2 separate regions of the Homo sapiens genome follow, and region 2 is linked to region 1. Evidence: chromatin loops called from intact Hi-C (ENCODE). Cell type or tissue: Calu3. All regions are shown on one strand. Each heading gives the region's core, and the rest is flanking DNA. Links, peaks and the distances in the headings are about the cores only.

Evidence for each region. Peaks named below come from ENCODE experiments on the same cell type or tissue, not always from the same donor. Only the 100,000 strongest peaks of a DNase experiment are listed, where the experiment ranks them.
Region 2: a loop joins it to region 1, with 4 times the contacts of the local background. A loop is called at or near these places in 2 of 110 quality-filtered maps.

What each region holds. Positions count from the first base shown.
Region 1 is chr11:27,312,965-27,322,739 of GRCh38, forward strand. No RefSeq gene overlaps it. Among named protein-coding and RNA genes, the nearest start is that of CCDC34, 45 kb to the right of the region's middle. RefSeq lists an enhancer at 5,759-6,958. In Calu3, for the core only: no CTCF peak of the experiment used is centred there; a DNase peak (open chromatin) is centred at 4,957.
Region 2 is chr11:27,389,967-27,392,466 of GRCh38, forward strand. LGR4 (leucine rich repeat containing G protein-coupled receptor 4) reads right to left here. Exons shown (of 18, transcript NM_018490.5): 3 at 2,481-2,500; 4 at 1,128-1,199. Among named protein-coding and RNA genes, the nearest start is that of CCDC34, 28 kb to the left of the region's middle. In Calu3, for the core only: no CTCF peak of the experiment used is centred there; no DNase peak of the experiment used is centred there.

The sequences.
Region 1 (9,775 bases), core at 3,568-6,067:
CATTAGACTGTACTAGTGTGTAAATGCAAAGTTCGGTTTCAGGATCTCCATTTTTAACCAACACTACAGGCAATTCTGATGCAGGTGGTTCGCAATACACATCTTTAGAATCACCAACTTACACCAATGCGTTAATTAGACTTGAAAAGGGATTTAGTTGCAATAATGACAGCACAAAACTTATTTTTTTAATGTGCTGTCTGTTAATCCTGATTATAAGCATTATACTAAAACATGGAATTGTTCAACATAATGCTGAGAAATTAGGTATACTGCAAAGAGTCATTTTTCTGGTTTGGGGAGTCACTAATTCAAATATTTATTGCACACTTATCACATTTGTCCTGCAATGTAACATTTAAAAACTAAACACAAAACTAGATTCTGCTTAGTAAGGATTTATAATCTAGTTAGAGAGGCAAAATATAACCACAGAGAAGTTAAGTCATGTTAGAGTAAATGACAAAACGGCAAATAAAGAGAAATCAGAGGAGGCACTGATAGGGATTGAAGTGAAAAACAGGCCTTTGCAGGAGTGCATAGGCAGAAGGAAGGAGGTTAGACAGACCTTGAGGCTGAGTTTTAAAAAGCCAGAGGGGTGATTATACATTGGAGTGATTATATTCTTGGATTGCCAAAAACACATGACATCTCAGCAATGCATATTTTGCCTCAGAGTTCAGAGATGCCAACTATAATTAAACCCAGATGCATACATAAAGTCACTGCTTAGTATAAATGGGGCAAAGCTGTATCTCCAATTTAGATCTTCTCAAACTGTCCAATTTTTTAATGTTAAAAATAGAAGAAAATAAAAACAACCCTCATCCATCGTCAATATTTACCAGAGAGTAACCACAACTGTGGGAGAAAAAACAAAGAAATTTAGTGTATAGGTATATTTTTAAGAAAAAAAAAAAGAAATATTTTTATTAATTAGTTCAAGTTTTGTACTGAAAAAAAGTGCAGAAATTGTGGAGAAATGAATATGCTCATGCCCTTTACAAAGGCCAGAAAATGTAAATGCAAAGCTTATGGGGGCAGAATAATATAGCAGGTGGGTAGATCAGGCCAGGGTGTGGGGAAATAGGCACTTTGGGAGCCCGAGGCAGGCGGATCACCTGAGGTCAGGAGTTCAAGACCAGCCTGGTCAACATGGTGAAAACCCGTCTCTAAATAAATACAAAAAAAAAAAAAAATTAGCTGGGCGTGGTGGCACACACCTGTAATCCCAGCTACTCAGGAGTCTGAGGCAGGAGAATCGCTTGAATCCGGGGGTAGAGGTTGCAGTGAGCTGAGATCGTGCCATTGCACTCCGGCCTGGGTGACAGAGCAAGACTCGGTCTCAAAAAAAAAAAAAAAAAAAAAGAACTGTGGCTGAAATACCCCAACATGAATCAAAAATACCAAAAATGTGATATTCATTCCAACAAAATCTTGTACACAAGCATTCATAGCAGCACTATTCATAATAGTTAAAAGGTAGTAATAGCCAAATGTCCATCAACCTGTAAATGAATAAACAAAACGTGGTATATCCATATAATGAAAGTGTTATTTGGCCATAAAAGGGAATGAAGTACTGACACATGCTACAACGTGGATGAACCTGGGAAACATTATGCTAAGTGAGAGAGACATAGACAAAAGGTGACATACTGTATGATTGTGTTTATATGAAACATCTAGAATAGATAAACCCATAGAAGCAGAAAGCAGATTGGTGGTTGTCAGGAGAGCTAGAAGAAATGAAGAACGAGAAGTAACTCTTTGATTGGAATGCAGTTTTATTTTGGAGTGATGAAAAGTTTGGAACTCGATAGTGGTGGTGGTTGCACAGCTTTGTGAATGTACTAAATGCCACTGAATTGTTCAATTTGAGAAGGTCAATTTTCTGTTATGTGAATTTCACCTCAATTTAAAAGAAATCTATCTACAAAAACAACAAAAGAACTATGGTAAACTAGAAAGGGCATACCTTCCAATAGAGGCATCTACTACCCAGCCTTACCAAGTTCTGCCATATCAGAACGTGGGCTTGGTGTTGTCAGATCTGATTGTTTAAGAGAGAATGGAAACTCAGATTTTAATGTAAAAACTCCCTATTTTAAATATTGCCAATTAATTCAAAAAATTTAAAATTATGCCAGTCAATGAAAATACAGGGCTAAGGGCATCCCATGAGCTACCAACTTGCAAACTTGTTATAGTCAATCCCAATTTAAATCAGAATATTTTTAATTGTCTATAAGCTTATTGTATTTTTTGTGATTTCAAATTCTTAGAGGTGGATTAAGATAATGTGTTTTACTTTAATATGTATAGCTATACACAAACATGCACTTATTTTAGATAGATGACGCCATGATATAAAAAAGAAGCTACTTTCTCCCCCAAACAACACCATGAAATTACAGTTCCCTTTCATGTATTTAATCTGAAATAATGAATTTTTCTCTGTGGATAATGTTCTGTTGGAAATATTTTAAACACTAGTTCTCTGCTCAGCAAAAGCATTATGTTGAATGAAATGTAGCCATTCTTGCACATTCATAACCTATCTGACCTTAGCCATGATTATTATTCAGTTTGACTTTAGTTCTGTTTAAGACCTGTAAATAAGTGGAGTGAAGCTCTTACTTTAAATAAATTCCAGGTATTTATAAGTATGTTTAAATGCTGTCCTACCAAATGACAAGTTATCATGTTAAAATAGAAGAATAACAAGATAGCTAACATTTTAAAGAATAAGTAAATAATAAACACCCTTTGAATTTGTATAAATTTGCAGGGCAGCTTTTTTTTTAACTTTCATATTAAAATAATTTTGGATTTACAAGAGTTGAAAGCATAGTATTGAGATGTCCTCTTCTTTCGTCTTACTCTTAGCTATAACTATGGTTCATTAACATATAACCATTTATAAACATTTATATAACTATGATACATTTATCAAAACTAATAAATTTTCATTGGCACAATACCATTAACTACAACCTTATTTGGATTTCTCCACTGTTTCCACTAATGGCCTTATGCTATTCCAGGCTCCAATCCAGGACACTGCATTGCATTTAGTTGACTGTTGAAGTCTCCTTTAATCTGTTACAGTTCCTTAGTCTTTTCTTTTAGATCCTTACAATAGTATCTAGACAAAATATGGTTTTCCATAGTTATTTAGGTCAACTCCTTCTTTCCCCAGCCCCTTCAGAGGAGCTATATTTGTAATAGAGTTAGATTCATTTGTTACAGTCTGCATTCCATCCTGGATTCTCCTAACATCTTGGGTGTTTTTTTTTTATTTGCATACAGCAAAAGTCACTTTTGTGTTATACAATTCTATGGGTTTTGGAAAATGCAGAGTAAAGCAATCCCATACCGCAGCGCTATTAGACCAGCTTCTCACCTTAAAAAAATCTCCTTGTGCAGTGGGGCAGCATTTTTATCTAGACCCATATTCCTTTAAAACTCAAATATACAGCCAGACATGGTAGCTCATGCCATTAATCCCAGCACTTTGGGAGGCTGAGGCAGGAGAACTGGTTGAGGCCAGAAGTTTGAGAACAGCCTGGACAACACGGTGAGAGCCTGTTTCTATTTTAAAAAATACAAAAATTAGCCGGGCATGGCTACATGCCTGTAGTCCCAGCTACTCAGGAGACTGAGGTGGGAGGATAGCTTGAGCCCACGAGTTTGAGGTTATAGTGAGCTATTATTGTGCCAGCCTGAGCAACAGAGCAAGATTCTGTCTCTAAAAAAAATTTAAAAATTAAAAACAAAACTCAAATATATAATTGACCACCGTAATTATTTTTAGACTAATATTCTTTCACATTTGCTTTTACTTTTTTTCACTCAAAGTTCATATTCCACATTAAGAAACTTCCATTATTTACAGAACTCTAAAATTCTCTCTTGAAGACATTTCAAGTCTCAATTACTAATGACATGTATGAATCAACTGAACACATTTTGATCTTAGTATAGTTCCCAACATGTCCTTGTCCATACAGCCATTGCAGAATCATTTCCATGCTCAACCAAAGAAATTAAAATCAGAAAAATAGGTTAAAAAAAGCTTCATAATAGATTCATAATATGAATCACAATCAAATATAGCATTTTATTGTCCAGTGTTTGAATTTTCCACATCTTTGCTCTTTTCTAAGGCTGAGATGGACAAAAGTTAACTAATTGTACTTTTTTCCCATAAAAATTTAAGCAATCAGTTTTTCTATTTGTGCAAGCTAAAAATGTTTTCATTGCTTTCCTAAATTCTTTACTTTGAAAAAGGAAGAAATGAGGGTGAGCCACTTAACAGAAGTGAAAGTCAAAAGCCAGACAGGTGGAAAGGAGGTAAGTCGTGTTGCTGGTTAAAATTCTGAAGGAGGCCTTTTCAGAAACCAGGCTTGGAGAAGTACAGTGGCCAGCAGTCCTTAAGTTAGTGACTTGGTTAGTCAGTAGCCACGAATCCAGAAAATGTTCAATTGGCAAGCTGGGCAGTCTTGGAAGCACCAAGAAATACCTCTACTCAGCCTATTGCTCCCTAGGATAAAGCAAGACGGAGGATTTCTTCTAAGGCCTCCATGGATTTAGACCATCACCTGTCCTTGTGACCCCAGCAAGTTTTGGTATCTGACAGTGGAACTGTAAGTACTAATGTGGGAAAACATGGAGAGGTTCGAGGATATTTGGGGTGGTGGTAGAGTGAGCCACGAGAAATCGCATGTAAAATTGTATGCGTATGTGTGCTGATGTGCATTTTTCTGAGAACAGCGTCATTAGGGTTCATCAGATTATCAAAAGGTCCTGAGTCCCAAAAAATTTCAGGAACTACTTCAGTTTAGGTTATGGCCGAGGCCTTGGGGTCTCCATAAATTTACAAGTCTGATTCCTTAGAGGTTCAGATTATCCCCCAGTGGATGATCCCTCCCAGAGGATGAGTCACAGCAGAGAGTCACTTTGCAAGAACACGTGCTGTCTGAGCCTCCCCTGGAGTACTGGCCTCACAGGCAATCCCTGCTTTATAAAACACCCCTTTCTCTGATTTTTGTGACACTACACTGATTCCCTTTTGCAAATCTTCTGTCTTCTTAACTGGCATCTCTTAATTTCTTCATGTTTCCTGAAGGCAGGTGTTGTTTAATGATCAGTCTTCTGTGTTTTGTTCTTTTCTTCCTATACTCTCTCCTTTAGAAGCTTCACATACTTTTTCTATTAATTTCTCCAGCATGTACTATAATTTCATATTCTAAAATATGCTGGGATATTTCCATTTGGATAGACAGCACTATCTTAAAATTCATTAATTATAAAAAAATCAACTTTGGTGATTGAACAAAATTCCTTTTAAAAGTCCTTTCCAATATTGATGTTTTATGATTCTAGCTTCTGTTAATCACAATGCCCTTCTCTGAATTACTTAGCTTCAAAACCTCAGAGTAAATAAAACCAAAGTATTATAAAATTTTTAAATCTGGAGAACTTAGAGAAAAACAAATCTAGACCCATTACAACAGCTAATTATAGAACAACATAGCAAGATTAATGAGAAAAATACAAAGAGACCTTGATAAAAAAGGGTCCTCAACCCAGCTGGAGTATGGAGTCCAAGGCTTTATTAGAGGTAACCCCTGAATTGAGACTTATTGGTTACTTTCAAAATTTCAGGTTGCTTTAAGTGACAGCATTGAAGGGGAAAGTAAAAGGTAAGACATTCCATAAAGAGAAGATATAAGCAAAGGCCTAAAGGGCGGGAACAATATGGTTTATACTAGAAATGTTCAGAAGTTTGGAGTACATGAAGTAAAATAACAAGGTAAAAATTAGTATAATAAAAGATGAGATTAGGGAGACAGGGCTAGATCAAAAGGTGGTGCAGTGCTGTACTCCATTTTAAAGGTTGGGCCCTTAGTGGGCAAGAACATATCAGAATGGGGAGAAGGGGACAGAGAGAAAAAGAGGTGGTGGAAAGTATTTTTAAAGTTGCACAGATTAAGTCCTTCTCCATTATTCTTACACTGTCCCCCCAGGGGCAACATCCCCAAATAGGTTGAAAATCATCATGTACAATACTGAAGGACATAAGGACATGTATTATGCTGGTGAATGCTATGGAGGCAGGAAAAGAGAAAGGCTTGAGAAGCAATGCTGTATATGTGGGAGCCCTGGAAGAGATGAAAGCACAGCAGTGAAGTGACATGGTCAGATTTGCATTTCTGGGAGGTCACCAGGTTACTGTAGAGATGATAAATACGAGGGGGATAACATTAGAAGCATCGTGACAAACAGAAACTGGGTGAGTAATCCAAGTGAGAAATGACTAGGGCCTTGGTAGTAGGAATGCAGAGTCAGACTTGAAAAACATTAAAGGCAGTGGTTTCCAAACTTGTCTGCATGTCATTTGGGAGGTCTTCAAAGAAGCTTGTGATTTAATTGATCTGGGTGTGGCCTGGCCTTTGGAATTTTGCCCAGATTATTTTAATGTAGAGGGAATGACTAAGGGTATAAAATCAGTAGAAATCAGTTACTGATTAGATGCAGGTGAGAATGTGGGACAGGAATCAAGGATAAATGAAACCCCGGGTTTCTAACAAGGGTCACTTGGCAGAGTTGAACCAACAAACAAGTTACCAGGACCCCACATGGCTGCTGGTCCATGGTGGACATTCGATACATATCTGTTGAAGAGATGAGAAGATGACAGAGAGCAGGTTTTGGGAGAGAAGACAATAATTTTAGTGTCATATGCATTGAACTTGAGATATTGATGCTTCCTTCCTATCCCTTGGATCAGTTTCCAAACCCTCCTCCTCTACCCTAGTTCAGGCCCTTGTATCCTGATATTCAAGATGACTGTCCAAGGCTCCTCTGAATTAACCTCCAACTAGCTCCATGCTGCACACCAATGCCAGACTAATTTTCGTAAAATAGAGCTTTCATTGGGTCATTTCCCTACTCAAAAATCTTCAATCATATTTAACTACATGACTCCTTAGGCATTTAAAAACCTTAAAATTCATGGTTTTAATGTACTTTTCCATCTTATTTCCCACTCATACCCCATGAGATGCTGGTTATTTTTGTCTATTCATAGTTTCCCAAATACATCCTTTACTTCCCTGCCCCTTGAGCCCTTGGACACTCTCCCTCCAGCCTGCAAGCTCACTGTCTTCCTCTCTGCCAAGTCAAAATCTACCATCTTCCAGCATCCAATGTTGGTTCCTTGGGGCTTCCCTGACCACTCTTTAAGAAAGTAATTTCCTCCCCTTTTGAAGCCATGTGGCACTGTACATGAAAGCCCTCTGACATCTAGCATTCCCAAAGATTCTCTGAAACACATTCATTTTAGTAATCTGAAGAAGAAATGTGAATGTTTTGATCCACTTTCATGCCTGGAAATGCAAAAAAGGAAAACGCAGCCTGGCAGTGGCACACAAAGGTGGTGGTGGTAGAGGGTGGGTGGGTGGCAGTCTGCCCTGGCGGGATGGAATAACTGACATCCCTTAAGTTGCCAGCACATGGTGATCATAAAAAAGCAGACCACATTTTAGTTGGTTTTATTGTTTTTAAATTCTCTACAGATCAATTACCCCCTTATTGCCTGCTCTCAGGGCAGACCATTCATATTCTACCGTTACCCAGTATGCCACTGACGGCTGGGAGAACAGGACTGGGGCCCAATCTCTACCTTAGCTCCAGGTTGCAATTGAAAGTGCTTTTAAAATACTGTCAAGTATATCTCAAAGCAGCATTACATATTCCTTTTCAATAATTTTGTGACACCAAAACTTGAATATTCACTATATAGGAGATGAGACATAGGCTATTGGAAGTGTGGTGGTGTGGTATTTAAGTGTGGTGGCCATGAAAATGGGACTTTGAGATCTACTGTCAGAAACATCATTGCCCGAAGTCCCTAGATGCTGAGCTCTGAATCTATCACTGTGTTCCAGCTGAGGCCATCCCTCCCCTGTGTGCTCCCAGACAATGACTGAAGACAGTAGGGATTCTAAGGCTCATAACTACAAGAAGTAGACTCCTCTGATGGACAGTTTTGGTTGGAGGACTCCCACATCAGCCCTGCTGAACTGTTTTTAGAACTGCACTGCAATCTAAGACTTCCTACCCAACTTTTCTTCCTTCCCTCTCTCCTCCACAGGGATTAGAGTTATATCATGGCCTGATGGCTCTTCTGGCCTCCTCTGGCTCCCTCCCCATTTTCCCTCACAGACTATTACCCAGATAATCTCTTGCATGACTAATACTGTCTTACTGTTTCTCAGAGGATCCAATATAACACACTAAGGTTTTAACTGTTTTAAAATTAATTTTAATGAAGCAGGGCAGAGCATCGCCTCACCTGGGAAGTGCAAGGTGTCGGGGGATTTCCTTTTCCTAGCCAAGGGAAGCTGTGAAAGACTGGAAAAACGGGACAATCCCGCCCAAATAGTGCACTTTTCATGAGGTCTTAGCGACTGGCAGACAAGGCGATTCTCTCCCGTGCCTGGCTTGGTGGGTCCCATGCCCACGGAGCCTTGCTCACTGCTAGTGCAGCAGTCTGAGATCAAACTGCAAGGTGGCAGCCTGGCTGGGGGAGGGGCGTTACCATTGCTGAGGCTTGAGTAGGTAAACAAAGCAGCCAGGAAGCTTGAACTGGGCAGAGCCCACTGCAGTTCAGCAAGGCCTACTATCTCTATAGACTCCACCTCTGTACGCAGGGCATAGCGGAACAACAGGCAGCAGACAACTTCTGCAGACTTAAATGTCCCTGTCTGACAGCTCTGAAAAGAGCAATGGTTCTCCCAGCACAGTGTTTGAGCTCTGAGAATGGACAGACTGCCTCCTCAAGTGGGTCCCTGACCCCCGTTTAGCCTAACTGGGAGACACCTCTCAATAGGGTCCGACAGATACCTCATATAGGGGGGTACCCCTCTGGGACAAAGATTCCAGAGGAAGGATCAGGCAGCAATATTTGCTGTTTGGCAATGTTTGCTATTCTGCAGCCTCCGCTGGTGATACCCAGGCAAAAAGGATCTGGAGTGGACCTCCAGCAAACTCCAACAGACGTGCAGCTGAGAGACCTGACTGTTAGAAGGAAAACTAACAAACAGAAAGGAATAGCATCAACATCAACAAAAAGGACATCTACACCAAAACCCCATCTGTAGGTCACCAACATCAAAGACAAAAGGTAGATAAAACCACAAAGATGGGGAGAAACCAGAGCAGAAAAGCTAAAAATTCTAAAAACCAGAGCACCTCTTCTCCTCTAAAGGATCGCAGCTCCTCGCCAGAAACGGAACAAAGCTGGATGGAGAATGACTTTGATGAGTTGACAGAAGTAGGCTTCAGAAGGACAGTAATAACAAACTTCTGTGAGCTAAAGGAGAATGTTCAAACCCATTGCAAAGAAGGTAAAAACTGTGAAAAAAGGTTAGATGAATGGCTAACTAGAATAAACAGTGTAGAGAAGACCTTAAATGACCTGATGGAGCTGAAAACTATGGCATGAGAACTTTGTGATGCATGCACAAGCTTCAATAGCTGATTCAATCAAGTGGAAGAAAGGATATCAGTGATTGAAGATCAAATTAATGAAATAAAGTGAGAAGACAAGGTTAGAGAAAAAAAGGTAAAAAGAAATGAACAAAGCCTCCATGAAATATGGGACTAGGCCGGGAGCGGTGGCTCACGCCTGTAACCCCAGCACTTTGGGAGGCCGAGGCGGGTGGATCACGAGATCAGGAGATCGAGACCACGGAGAAACCCCGTC
Region 2 (2,500 bases), core at 1-2,500, 73 kb after region 1:
TTTCATTTCAACTAAGAATTGAATGGCCAACACCGTGGATATTCCTTGTTTATGGGTTAGATACAGTTTAAAGTTTAACTTTACAGCATATATTTTTATTTTCACATTCATTGCTCATTAACTACTAGAATATCTAATCTAAAATCAAATGGTAACCTATAATTTATAATTTCCAGGGATGTCTCTTTGGTGCCGTTAAAAATGGCTTTATGTTAGCAAACTGATGGGACAAGCAGCTCAATCATTTTCACGCTGTATTTTCTAACTTGCGTGCATTTCCTACTATTTGCAGTTATTTCAAAGTATAATACAAAACCTAAGAGACAAATTGTATGCAAATATGTGATGTCGCTAAAACACAATTTTATACCAGCACACATAAGGGTGATAACTATTAACATTTTTTATTCAGAGTGCTTCTGGGGAGATTATTTGTTATTTAAAATTAGACTTCTGAATTCTACCTTTAAAAAGAAAACCAGCATTACTTCTAGGATATAGCCTAGGGTTCTGCATTTTAGCAGTCTCCCCCTAGTGAGTCTGTTGCAAAGTGTGGTCAAAGTACCACACTTAGAGAAACTATGCCCCAGAGTCCCATTGCATTTGGTATTTAGGACATGAAGTGAGGCAATGCAAATTTGTATTCATTATTCTAGTAGAAGCTAATGAAGTTCCTTGTTTTGAAGAATACTTTTTCATTTTTTCCGAGAAGTTCCCTTGACAAAATTGAGGAATTACAATCGATTTGTTCTGATTATCATTACCACACGAAACAGAAACCTCTTTGTGGCTGTTTCTTGACAGTCAAGGCACAAGACACTAAAACTTCTGTACACACATAACTGGTTCCAAAGGGATGCTGATCACCAGCAGTGCACAAGTTCATGGAAGTACACCCAGCAGTGAATACCCAGTAGCTTTCTCTCAGCCTCTAAGACAAGAGAAGAGGTAAACAGAACCACCTCCTTCTCCCTCACCAAAGGACGTTTTGATAACATTGACTAGCTATCTCTGTTTTTATCTCAGATGAAAGGATAAATCTCCTCTTTCCTTACAATTCTAGTTATTTACATCTTTAACAGCCAGAGTAGTCTCTTGGTGAGTCAAGAAACCAAGAAGTTACTTACAAAGACTGCAAAGCACTCAGCCCTCGAATGGCTTCACTGGGTACTGTTTTCAACTGATTATTCTGGAGCGTTCTGAAAGAAAATTTTTGGTTAGTGAGTAACAAGTGATAGTTACCATTTTTTCTTAGAAAAATTCAGAGCCTTTTTTTTTTTTTTTTCAAAAAATATTTCCAATGGGAAAATGGGGGGGAGGTGGAGGTGGAAAGCATCTAAGACAAGAGAATTGCAAAACTTCAAGAAGCACTTGTTGTAAAGCCAGAAAGGAAATCTATACTGCTATCCCAAGCCATGCCCTAATACAGACTTGCTGGGTAATCCATGTTTCCAAGGGTGGTTTTGTTTCTGGTAATTAAGGCACACTAGTTAATGTTCATCACCCTGGGTGCTATTAGTTAATGTTAATTAGGAGCTATAACAAGTTAACTGGGAGGTATAATAAGCAAATCCGTTGGAATTCCTAATGCCTTTTCAAATTGGAATAAAGCAGAGCCCGGAAACATGGACATTAGGTAAAGCCAATTTTTTCAAGCGGATGGCAGATCCCAAGCTCTTAAGGAACAGCAGGCATGTCCTCAATGCATGTGGGGCCAGAAGAGAAATAGAGCTTTGATCATCTACTAGTTAGGGCCTGCCAAATAGATGCATAGATCCATACTGAAAATGAAATTCTTTTGATTTTTTTGCCTGAAGCCATTCCTGTCACATTAATAAAATGACTGCCTGACGTGAGTCATAACCACAGAATAGAAGAGATAAAGGTCCCACCTAGCTCACTGAACCAGAGAGGTCTAATGACCTTCTGAAGGTCATCCAGCATGGTAGTGGCAGAAGTGGGGGCAGTCAGTTCACCTGTTTCCTAATCTGCCATACTCCAGGCTCCTGACCACTGCCAAGAATTTATTTCCTCACCATTCGCTGGCTATACAAATTGTAGGCATCTGAATTCCCTTGAGCTCTAAAATTATTTTAACATTTGGAGCACTTGTAAGCCTTTTTCCCTTTTAGAGTCAGGTAATTCAAAGTTCTTATAGCTATAAAATAAGTAGAAACAAAACCCTACCAGTAAAACTGAAGTAAGGGTTTGCTCCAATGCATTAGGCACCCAAAAAGCCTAACATTCAACCGTAATATACTGGAGGTCAGAATACGTATTATTTAGAGTTTTAACTTTTGTTAATCTAGATGCAGGGTTGCCTAAATCAAACTCTGGCCTCTCATACTACTCACTGGCCACTCCTTAAATCTTTTAATCCTGAACTAAAAGAAACTGTGCTTAACCTAGTTCCAAGCATGTTGACTACGCAGAAAGAAAATACACAGCCAGCTGTGAAACTCTAAAATTGCATTACTTACAGAACTTTGAGTTCTTTCAA